2 separate regions of the Homo sapiens genome follow, and region 1 is linked to region 2. Evidence: chromatin loops called from intact Hi-C (ENCODE). Cell type or tissue: GM12878. All regions are shown on one strand.

Region 1 (5,000 bases), 130 kb after region 2:
AGGACTTTAAGCAAATGAGTCCAGGGATCATCCAGCAGCTCCTCAGCTGCTCCTGCCACTTACCCAAGGACCAACAAGCAAAGCTGCCACCTACCACTCTGGAGAGTAAGTTCTGGATCTTCCTTCAGAAAGCTGATGTGCACAATGTATGCAATAATAATAGTAAATGCAGGATACTTACTATATACCAGGCTCTGTTGTAAACATTTTACATTTATCAGCTCATTTAATCCTCCTAACAATGCTACAAGGTAGATATTATTATTCCCATTTTACAGATGAGGAAACTGAGGCACAGAGAGATTAAGTGACTTTCCCAAGGACACACAGCTGGGAAGTGATGGAGTTGCCATTCAAACCCAGGCAAGCTGGCCCTGGAGTCCTTGTTTCTAACCACGATACATACTACTCTTCAATGAATATTTTATATTTGTATATGGTTTATATGAATTAATTATGTCTTCTATAGTTGACTCAATCATGGATCAACATAAAAGGCCATAGCTGAGAGGTGACATGGTAAAAGAGAAGGCAATAGCATTGGAATGTGGAATGCAGAGCTGAGTCATGCTTTTTTTCCTCAGAGACTTTGTGATCTTTAGCAATTTCTCCCCAAGACTGTTTCTTTTCCAGCCCAGTGGAAAGCAGTGATATCCTATAGGGCTGCCTTTCTCACATCATGGCATGTATAAAAAATGAAAACACATTACAGTAAACCAAAGCTCACTGGGCTGCTGTGGGATGAAGGTGACCCATGCTGGGAGCTACCAGCCTCCCAGATGTAGCTGTCAGCCCCAGGAAGGGAAGGGATCAATATTTACAGTTACCTGTATCCCACTGAGTCATTGCAATAGATGAGATCTCTCCAAGGGCTTCACTGTGAAGCCCTTGAACTGTAAGGTTCAAATGGGATAATGTGGACAAAAATATCTTCAGTAAATTTAAAGCTCTGTATATTTAAAAGACAAAACAAATGGTTGAGAACATCCATGTTATCTAGTAAAAAATATGACAATTAGCTTACCATTGATCTGAGAGCCTTAGATGTATTATTTTCTCAGAGCTGTGTTTCTTTCTCTTTGAGAGAGCCTGCAATAGCAATCATAGCTGAGTTGTTCAGCCACCCACCTCTAACTCACAGTGGATTCTGTAACATCAAGTGGCCTAATTGAAAATGTTATGTGAACAAAAACACGCCAGGCCTAAATATCTAAGATTCTACATTCACTAAGAGAAAAAGAGCTTCATTAATAGTGAGCAGCCAAATAACTCAGCACTTGGTGGTCATTCAGTGAGGCTCAGAAAATGGATGAAGACAGCACTGTGGCACCTAGGAGCATCCCTGGGCAGTTTACATTCCTACCACCTGGCTTGGGGCCGGAATGTACAGGCCGCTCGGAAAAGGGTTTTGAAATTAAGGCCTCGGAAAAAAATTGTGTCTCCTCTCGAATGAACTTCTAGACACTTCTGGGGAATAGTCTTCCTGGGAAACCTCCCAACATGTCACACTCACTAAAGAATCTAGAAAGGGGCCAGGCGCGGTGGCTCACGTCTGTAATCCCAGCACTTCGGGAGGCCGAGGCGGGTGGATCACGAGGTCAGGAGATCAAGACCATCCTGGCTAACGCAGTGAAACCCCGTCTCTACTAAAAATTAAAAATTAAAAAAAAAAATAGCCGGGCATGCTGGTGGGCGGCTGTAGTCCCAGCTACTTGGGAGACGGAGCTTGCAGTGAGCCGAGGTCAGCACCACTGCACTCCAGCCTGGGCGACAAAGCGAGACTCCATCTCAAAAAAAAAAAAAAAAAAAAAAAAAAAAAGACTCTAGAAAGGCCAGGTGCAGTGTCTCACACCTGTAGTCCTAGTACTTTGGGAGGGCAAGGCAGGAGGATTACTTGAGCCCGAGAGTTTGAGACTAGCCTGAGCAACATAGGGAGACCCCATCTCTACAAAAACGAAAATTAGCCAGGCATGGTGGCACGTACCTGTGGTCTCAGATACTTGGGGGGCTGAGGTGGGAGGATCATTGGAGCCCAGCAGTTCAAGGCTGTAGTGAGCTATGACAATGCCATTGCACTCCAGTTGGGTGACAGAGAGAGACCCTGTCTTAAAAACAAGAACCTAGGCCGGGCACAGTGGCTTATGCCTGTAATCCCAGCACTTTGGGAGGCCAAGGTGGGCAGCTCACGAGGTCAGGAGTTCGAGACCAGCCTGGCCAACATGGTAAAACCCCGTCTCTACTAAAAATACAAAAATTAGCTGAGTATGCTGGCGGGTGCCTATAATCCCAGCTACTCGGGAGGCTGAGGCAGGAGAATCATTTGAACCCGGGAGGTGGAGGTTGCAGTGAGCCAAGATTGCACCATTGCACTCCAGCCTGGGCGACAGGGAGAGACTCCATCTCAAAAAACAAAACAAAACAAAACCTAGAAAAACATCACTGTCCTCAATCGAAAATGTTGCATTATGTGAATAGGGAAAAGCTTTAATTTCAAAAGTTCTTTGGAAATTATAGAAATATATGATATTATATTGAAGGGAGGAAGACTCGGGGAGACATTATTAAGAAAATACCATTCAGTATGCTGAAACTCAACCGCTAAGCACCATCTTCGATTAAGTTTCCAGGAAAGAGTATTATGGCCATGTACAAATTAAGTTTCAGACCTATTCAGAGTAGCTGCTCAGAAGTGGCTAAGAATTTAGTGGCTAGGTCAAGCTCTGTTGTAATAATGGGAAACTTTAGAACCTGTCTGCAAGTTGCCTGATGCCAATCAAGACTTCATGGCACTTATGCAGGGACCTGCAGTAAATTAGCAGAGTCCTGTGACCACAGGTCAGATATTTTATGGTTTTGAGGCTGTCGTTCCTACATGAAAGCAAGTGAAATATGACTCATAGAGAATCTAAAAAGATTTGCTAACCTCTGAAGTTATGAAACATTCATTGTCTGCATGGGTAGAAGCCCACAGAGTTGGGGTGTAGCAAAATAACTAAAGAAGTTTCAACTTTGCCTTTTGCCTGGGAAATGTTGTACCCTGATTTGTCATTGTGCTTTCTTGGCCTTTTGTGGTCTTTTGCAGTTACCACTTCTAAAATGGGACAGCTGTAAATTTTATTAAACATCCAGGTGCTCATGTTACTATTCAAATATCTTTAATTTATGTAATAAATGAAAAGAATGGCATTCCCATATAGAGTCTGTGTGGGAAAGAATGGGATATGAAACTTAGTTGAAGATTTTCAGGGAAGTTTCTATAACATGAGTATTTTTGTTACATTAGAATGATAAAAGACACGACGATGTAGGTGTCTGAACAATACACATGAAATACAGTTCGCCATCTTAACCATTTGTATTTGCACAATTCAGTATATTCACATTGTTGTGCAATAGATAATAGAACTTTTTCATCTTGCAAAACTAAAACTCTATACCCATAGAAGAACAACTCTTCATTTCACCTTGCTTGTAAACCATTTTATAGGGATTCCATAGCAATGAAAATGTGGTAGTGGGGGTACGGGAACAGATGCTTAAAAGTTTTTTGCCTCTTCTGAGTATACTGCCAACTCTATTTTAATATTAAACCCCTGGGTAATTTAGAACTTACGTTTCAGTAAAGTCCTCTTAATATCACAAGCCTATTTTTCTGTTACCAGTTATATTATTAAAATGATCTAGTCTGGGCATGGTGGCTCATGCCTGTAATTTCAGCTCTTTGGGAGGCCAAGGTGGTGGATCATTTGAGGTCAGGAGTTCGAGACCAGCCTGGCCAACATGATGGAACCCCGTCTCTACTAAAAATACAAAAATTAGCCAGACATGGTGGTGGGCACCTGTAGTCCCAGCTACGCAGGAGGCTGAAGCAGGAGAATCACTTGAGCCCGGGAGGTGGAGGTTGCAGCAAGCTGAGATTGTGCCACAGCACTCCAGCCTGGGTGAAAGAGCAAGACTGTCTCAAAAATAAAAATAAAATAAAATGATCTAATTTAAAGAATGAACCTTTTAGAAAAATGCAAGTATGATGAGAATGAAATATTTTCTGTTTTAAGAAACTTTAAGAGGATAGTTTTTTTTTTTCAAAAAAATTGCAATGAGCTTTAGGTATTTTGACACCAGGATTGTTTGATTTAACTTATTGTATATCCATAGTCACTGAAGAAAGTGGTAGTTTAATTTCATAATTAGCTTTCCTCATTGTTTACTAACTAGTTTGCCATCACTTGTTAGTAATTTCTAAATAGGTAGAGAAATAAGCATTTGCTTTGAGTATCTACAAGCAGATGAAAATGATGCCATAGATAACTCCTTATCTCTATGTTGTCTGTACTTGATTCTGAAAGTCATTTCCTCCCTCTCTTTTAATCTTATCTCTTCCCTTTTCTCCTTTATTTCTTCTCCCTTCATATATATATATTTTTTCTTTCAAATAAACTTACAAATTATACTTTATAAATATTTTTTTAAAAGGAAGCCTAGAAACATGAAATTCTAAGGATTATAAAAGTCATTGCAATCATCCAAAATGTAGATTGTTCAGATTTTTATTATCGACTGTTACACATTCATTGATCAGTTTTCACCAATAACAACACTCATTTTAGTCACTGAAAATAATATCACCCTGGACATTGCAAATAATTCAGACAGCTTTTGGAAGGAAGTTCTTCCAAAACGTGTACTCATTTTGTACACAAACATAGGTCTACAATACTGCCAAACCTTATGCTTCCTATGTAACAGCTAGTCTTTTCGCCTTTGAGAAGCTTAAGATATGATTAAAGGGAAATTATTGCTAGTGTCTGTCTGTGGATGTTGTAGTTTCAAGTGAGAGAAATTTATTTCTTTGAGGGTTGGAGGTGAGCTCAGTCCTTGCTTGCTGCAATAATTTTTAGTAAGGGGTAGTCAGAGTAACTTCAAAACAACACGGTTATTTGAAGAAAGTCTTGTCTTAGTCCTTGCTGTAACAAAATACCACAAACGGATGGCTTATGTAA
Region 2 (5,000 bases):
GAAAACATTCATCAATTTAATCATAGTCAAACAGATGTATATAAATAGGCTACCATCAATAACATGAGTGCAGTTGGCATGGTAAATTATTTGCAACAATAAAAGCAGCTTCATAAGATAGAGCATAGTAATAGACCTACCTCAATTTTGTTTTTGTAACTGCCAGGAGATACAATCTACAATATTTCCACTAAAGAATACAGTCATATTCACAATGTAAAGGGTACACTACACAGCCTAAAACTAACAAGGTAAAATGTAGTTGGCATCTAAGTCGACAGCATGTAGGTCAGATGAGCACTCATGAGGACTATCTTTCATGATGGTGATCATATCAAGGGAGGTAGAGCCCTGTTGATAAAGCAGAGTGCCTTCCGTTCCTTTTACCCCCCGACCTTTGGAAAGCAACCCTTGTATATACCACTGTGTGTTTCTTCCTGTTTAGAGCCAAATGACGAATTGTGGATCGGCTTAAATGACATTAAGATTCAAATGTACTTTGAGTGGAGTGATGGGACCCCTGTAACGTTTACCAAATGGCTTCGTGGAGAACCAAGCCATGAAAACAACAGACAGGAGGATTGTGTGGTGATGAAAGGCAAGGTAAGGCCACTTGAATGACTGATATTTATAATGAAAGTCACGGGGGATTTTTCCTTCTGTCCCAGTCAGTTACATATGTTTGTTTAGATTGTTTTTATTCTACATAAATTGGCATGGATCAAAGGTGAACCAAAATTCAGATTTGATTTCTTGAATCCCTCTCAACTGTCTAGCAAAGTCAAATTTTCAAGAGGATCACTGAAGCAATGGACAGAAACTTTTGGGTCAAGGATGAAATTCGCCTGTAATGAATACTCATATTGTTTCTATGGCACTATATATGTACATGGCCATATATATAGTGCCATATTATAATGGTGTATATATATATCCACCAAAGCTCTCATCTGACCAATTAAGCCATATATATGATTATGCATGTATATATAAAAAGTTATTATAAGCCATATATATGATTACAAGAGATGTAAAAAGAGATATATATGTATGTGTGTGTGTGTGTGTGTGTGTGTGTGTATATATATATATATGTAAAAAGAGATTGTAGCCCCGTATATATGTGAGAGATATATATACACCAAGTAGATGCAGATCTACTTACAGCTACGGTGGATTAGGTCTGGAAGCTGTACTTGGGGAGCTACATTCATTTTTTTCAGTTTACATGGAGCTGTCATATGAAATGATTGCTTTTATGATTGAAATATGACCTCAGTGATTGAAAAATGTTATCAAATTTATCTTTTATTAATAGATGGTAAACACAGTGATTAAGAGGCTGAGTTTTGCTGTGTGACTGACTCCTTTATTTGCAAAATGGGAATAAGAGCTGTACTTAGCTCACCTGTGGATATGAGGTTTTTTTTTTTGTTGTTGTTGTTGTTTGTTTGTTTGTTTTTTAAGACAGAGTCTTGCTCTGTCACCCAGGCTGCAGTGCAGTGGTGCAATCTCAGCTCATTGCAGTCTTGACCTCCTGGGTTCAGGCCTCCCAAATAGCTGTGACTAAAGGTGCGTGCCACCACGCCTGGCTAATTTTTTGTATTTTTGGTACAGATGGAGTTTTGCCATGTTGCCCAAGCTAGTCTTGAACTCCTAAGCTCAAGCGATCTGCCTGCCTCAGCCTCCCAAAGTGTTGAGGTTACAGGCGTGAGCCACTGTGCCAGGCCCAGGATATGAGTATTAAATAATGCATGTGTGGTACACAGTTCCCAGCCCATATTTATTGTTCAATAATTTTTGTCATTGTGGTTGTTTATTTTTGTCACTGTGGCTGTTATTTTTGTCATTGTGGTTGTTTTTATTGTGATGGATTGAAAGTTTAAGAACATATTAGGTGTTAACTATCCAAAGAGTAGACAGAAGAAACCAGAAAGCAGCATGCTTGGAGGAGGTGAAAGGTCAGTGTGGTTGAAATCATGAAGTCAGAGCCGGAAGGGTGGGTAGGAACTGAGGTTCAAGAAACATGAGTTGTCTCGGAGGGGTAAAACCAAAGTGGCAATTTATAAATGTTACTCTGGCTAAAGGCTTACGTGTCAGATTGCACTGGGCTGAGACCAACTAGGATATGAGGAGTTAAAGACAGACAATACAGAAAACATTTTATTTATTTATTTATTTATTGAGACAGAGTTTTGCTCTTGCTGCCCAGGCTGGAGTGCAATGGCACAATCTTGGCTCAATGCAACCTCTGCCTCGAGAGTTCAAGCGATTCTCCTGCCTCAGCCTCCCGAGTAGCTGAGATTACAAGCGTGCACCACCACATCCAGCTAACTTTTTTGTATTATTAGTAGAGACAGGGTTTCACCATGTTGGCCCGGCTAGTCTTGAACTCCTGACCTCAGGTGATCCACCCGCCTTGGCCTCCCAAAGTGCTGGGATTATAGGCGTGAGCCGCCGCGCTTGGCCCAGAAAACATTTTTTTCAAGATGTTTAGCAGCGAAGGGAAGGAAAGGAGAGGTCCTTTTAACATGAAATCTCAAAGGAAAAGAGAGGGGATAGAATCTGAAATAAAGTGGAAGGTTGAGCCTCAGATCCAGGGGAGCACTCATCAGTAGAAATAGGAAGAAGGCAGAAAAGATGACTGTGGTTTCATGATGCTTTCAAGTTGGTGTGTTGGGTGCAGGAGATTTTTCTGGATGGCGTATATGAACTTGATTAATTTGAAGACAGAGCTGACTGCAGGGATTGATGAAGACGCTGCATGCGGCCGGGCCCAGTGGCTCACGCCTGTGATCCCAGCACTTTGGGAGGCCGAGGCAGGCGGATCATGAGGTCGGGAGATCGAGACCATCCTGGCTAACACGGTGAAACCCCGTCTCTACTAAAAATATAAAAAATTAGCAGGGCGTGGTGGCAGGCGCCTGTAGTCCCAGCTACTCAGGAGGCTGAGGCAGGAAAATGGTGTGAACCTGGGAGGTGGAGCTTGCAGTGAGCCAAGATCAGAGCCACTGCACTCCAGCCTGGGCAACAGAGCGAGACTCCGTCTCAAAAAAAAAAAAAAAAAAAAAAAAAAGAGGCTGCATGCAAACCTCTTGCGAGCACCGTCATCCAAGGACTTACAGACATTTTTAATTTCTCCCTGGATTCCTCTAAACAATGGCTTGGACATCTCAGATATAAAATCATATTGCGGCTCCAATCACTTTTTACATGTTTGTAGCTAGAGTCAAAATTACTGTTTACATATGAACATGTCAATTACCTTTCCTTTCAGTAGATGCCGTTTTCTCTCAATAACCTTGGATCTTAATTTTCCTCCTCTGAGGCACAGTTACAAGAAAATAACATCAAAGTCCAAAATTGGCCGGGCGCAGTGGCTCATGCCTGTAATCCCAGCACTTTGGGAGGCCAAGGTGGGTGGATCGCCTGAGGTCAGGAGTTCAAGACCAGCCTGGCCAACATGGTGAAACCCCATCTCTACTAAAAATACAAAAAATTAGCAGAGCTTGGTGGTGGGTTCCTGTAATCCTAGCTACTAGGGGGGCTGAGGCAGGAGAATCACTTGAACCTGGGAGGCAGAGGTTGCCATGAGCCAAGATCGCGCCACTGCACTCCAGCCTGGGGGACAGAGTGAGACACTGTCTCAAAAAAAAAAAAAAAAAAAAGGTCCCCAAACTGATAATCCTTTATTTTTTTCTCTCTCTCTGCTCCCTGCAGGATGGGTACTGGGCAGATCGGGGCTGTGAGTGGCCTCTTGGCTACATCTGCAAGATGAAATCACGAAGCCAAGGTCCAGAAATAGTGGAAGTCGAAAAAGGCTGCAGGAAAGTGAGTGCACCATGCCCACAGTGACTTAAGCTGAGCACGTATGAGTTGATACCGTTGGCTTTATTTTTATGTGTGAAAGTGCCTTGTTATTGCAGTAGCCAAGGGTTTCTGCTGTCTCAGTCTTCAATAGTTTATTGTTAGTGTTGATCTCACTGTTCTCCTTAAAGTTTTCTTGGGGAATTCTCTATAGTTAATACAGAGGTACACAAGGCCGGTAGCTCCTTTCAGAATGTCATGGGAATTGGAAGAGAGAGAACAGGAACTAAAAATGGCACATCAGAGGGAATCTGGCTAAGTTGAGGGCAGGCCACGGGAGAAGGTGTCATCCACCTTCTATAGTAGAAGGTGACAGTCTACTATAGTCTGTCATCCTATGGGTTGTTAAGAACATTTGCAGTAGATACCCCCAAGTTGCTGATAGCAAATGATCCTTAGTCATTTTTTTCCCATTTATAATCTTTCTGATGAGGCATCTCCTGGAGAGGATTCTTCTCAGTAGGTCACCGCAGTCGGGAGGTAGGAAATCCAGCCTCCAACTGGTACCCACGGTAACTCAGTGGTCCCTGTGAAATAGTTTTTTAAAGCACACAGAAGCTATGAAAACACAGGGTTTATGGTTATCATTTTCCTGTTTGATTGCTACATCTTCTTTTCTACTTTCTCATTTTCTTTGAATAAAAATGAAGTAGAAACTATTTTTTTCCCTAAGAGTATTATGTTGTGGTCACATAATCTTATAACACGTACCAGAAAGCTGATAATTTGGTACTATAAAAATAAACCATAAAGAAATAGAGCAGATAATGGAAAATCATAGCATGGAAGAGTCACAAAGGACCTGGGTGATTTCACAGTTCCTCTTCTAAGTTTTGAATTCTGGAAACTTCAGTTCAGAGAAGCAACGTAGCTTTCTGATAGAAACAGAGGCAAGGGTAGAACCCAGGTCTCCTGTCCCTAAACAACTATCCTTTGTTTCAGTTCCAGCATACGTTCATATTCTTTGCCTGATCATATGTTTACACAAGCTTGTATATTACTGTCATTTTCTAAAATAACAAACCTTACATTTTTATTGCTTTTAATCAATCTGTTTTATTTTTTTCTATTTTCCTACACATCTAAAATCTTGATAATAATCCTGTTTAATCATTAGGATGATAATAAAAATA

The links. A loop is a pair of places that touch in the nucleus more often than their neighbours do. Peaks named below come from ENCODE experiments on the same cell type or tissue, not always from the same donor. Only the 100,000 strongest peaks of a DNase experiment are listed, where the experiment ranks them.
Region 1: a loop joins it to region 2, with 2.6 times the contacts of the local background. A loop is called at or near these places in 1 of 110 quality-filtered maps.

Annotation. Positions count from the first base shown.
Region 1 is chr10:17,981,379-17,986,378 of GRCh38, forward strand. SLC39A12 (solute carrier family 39 member 12) reads left to right here. Exons shown (of 13, transcript NM_001145195.2): 6 at 1-105. Among named protein-coding and RNA genes, the nearest start is that of SLC39A12-AS1, 27 kb to the right of the region's middle. RefSeq lists an enhancer at 1-979. In GM12878, no CTCF peak of the experiment used is centred here; a DNase peak (open chromatin) is centred at 2,933.
Region 2 is chr10:17,852,522-17,857,521 of GRCh38, forward strand. It overlaps MRC1 (mannose receptor C-type 1), which reads left to right. Exons shown (of 30, transcript NM_002438.4): 8 at 446-603; 9 at 3,721-3,831. Among named protein-coding and RNA genes, the nearest start is that of MIR511, 9.9 kb to the left of the region's middle. In GM12878, no CTCF peak of the experiment used is centred here; a DNase peak (open chromatin) is centred at 2,000.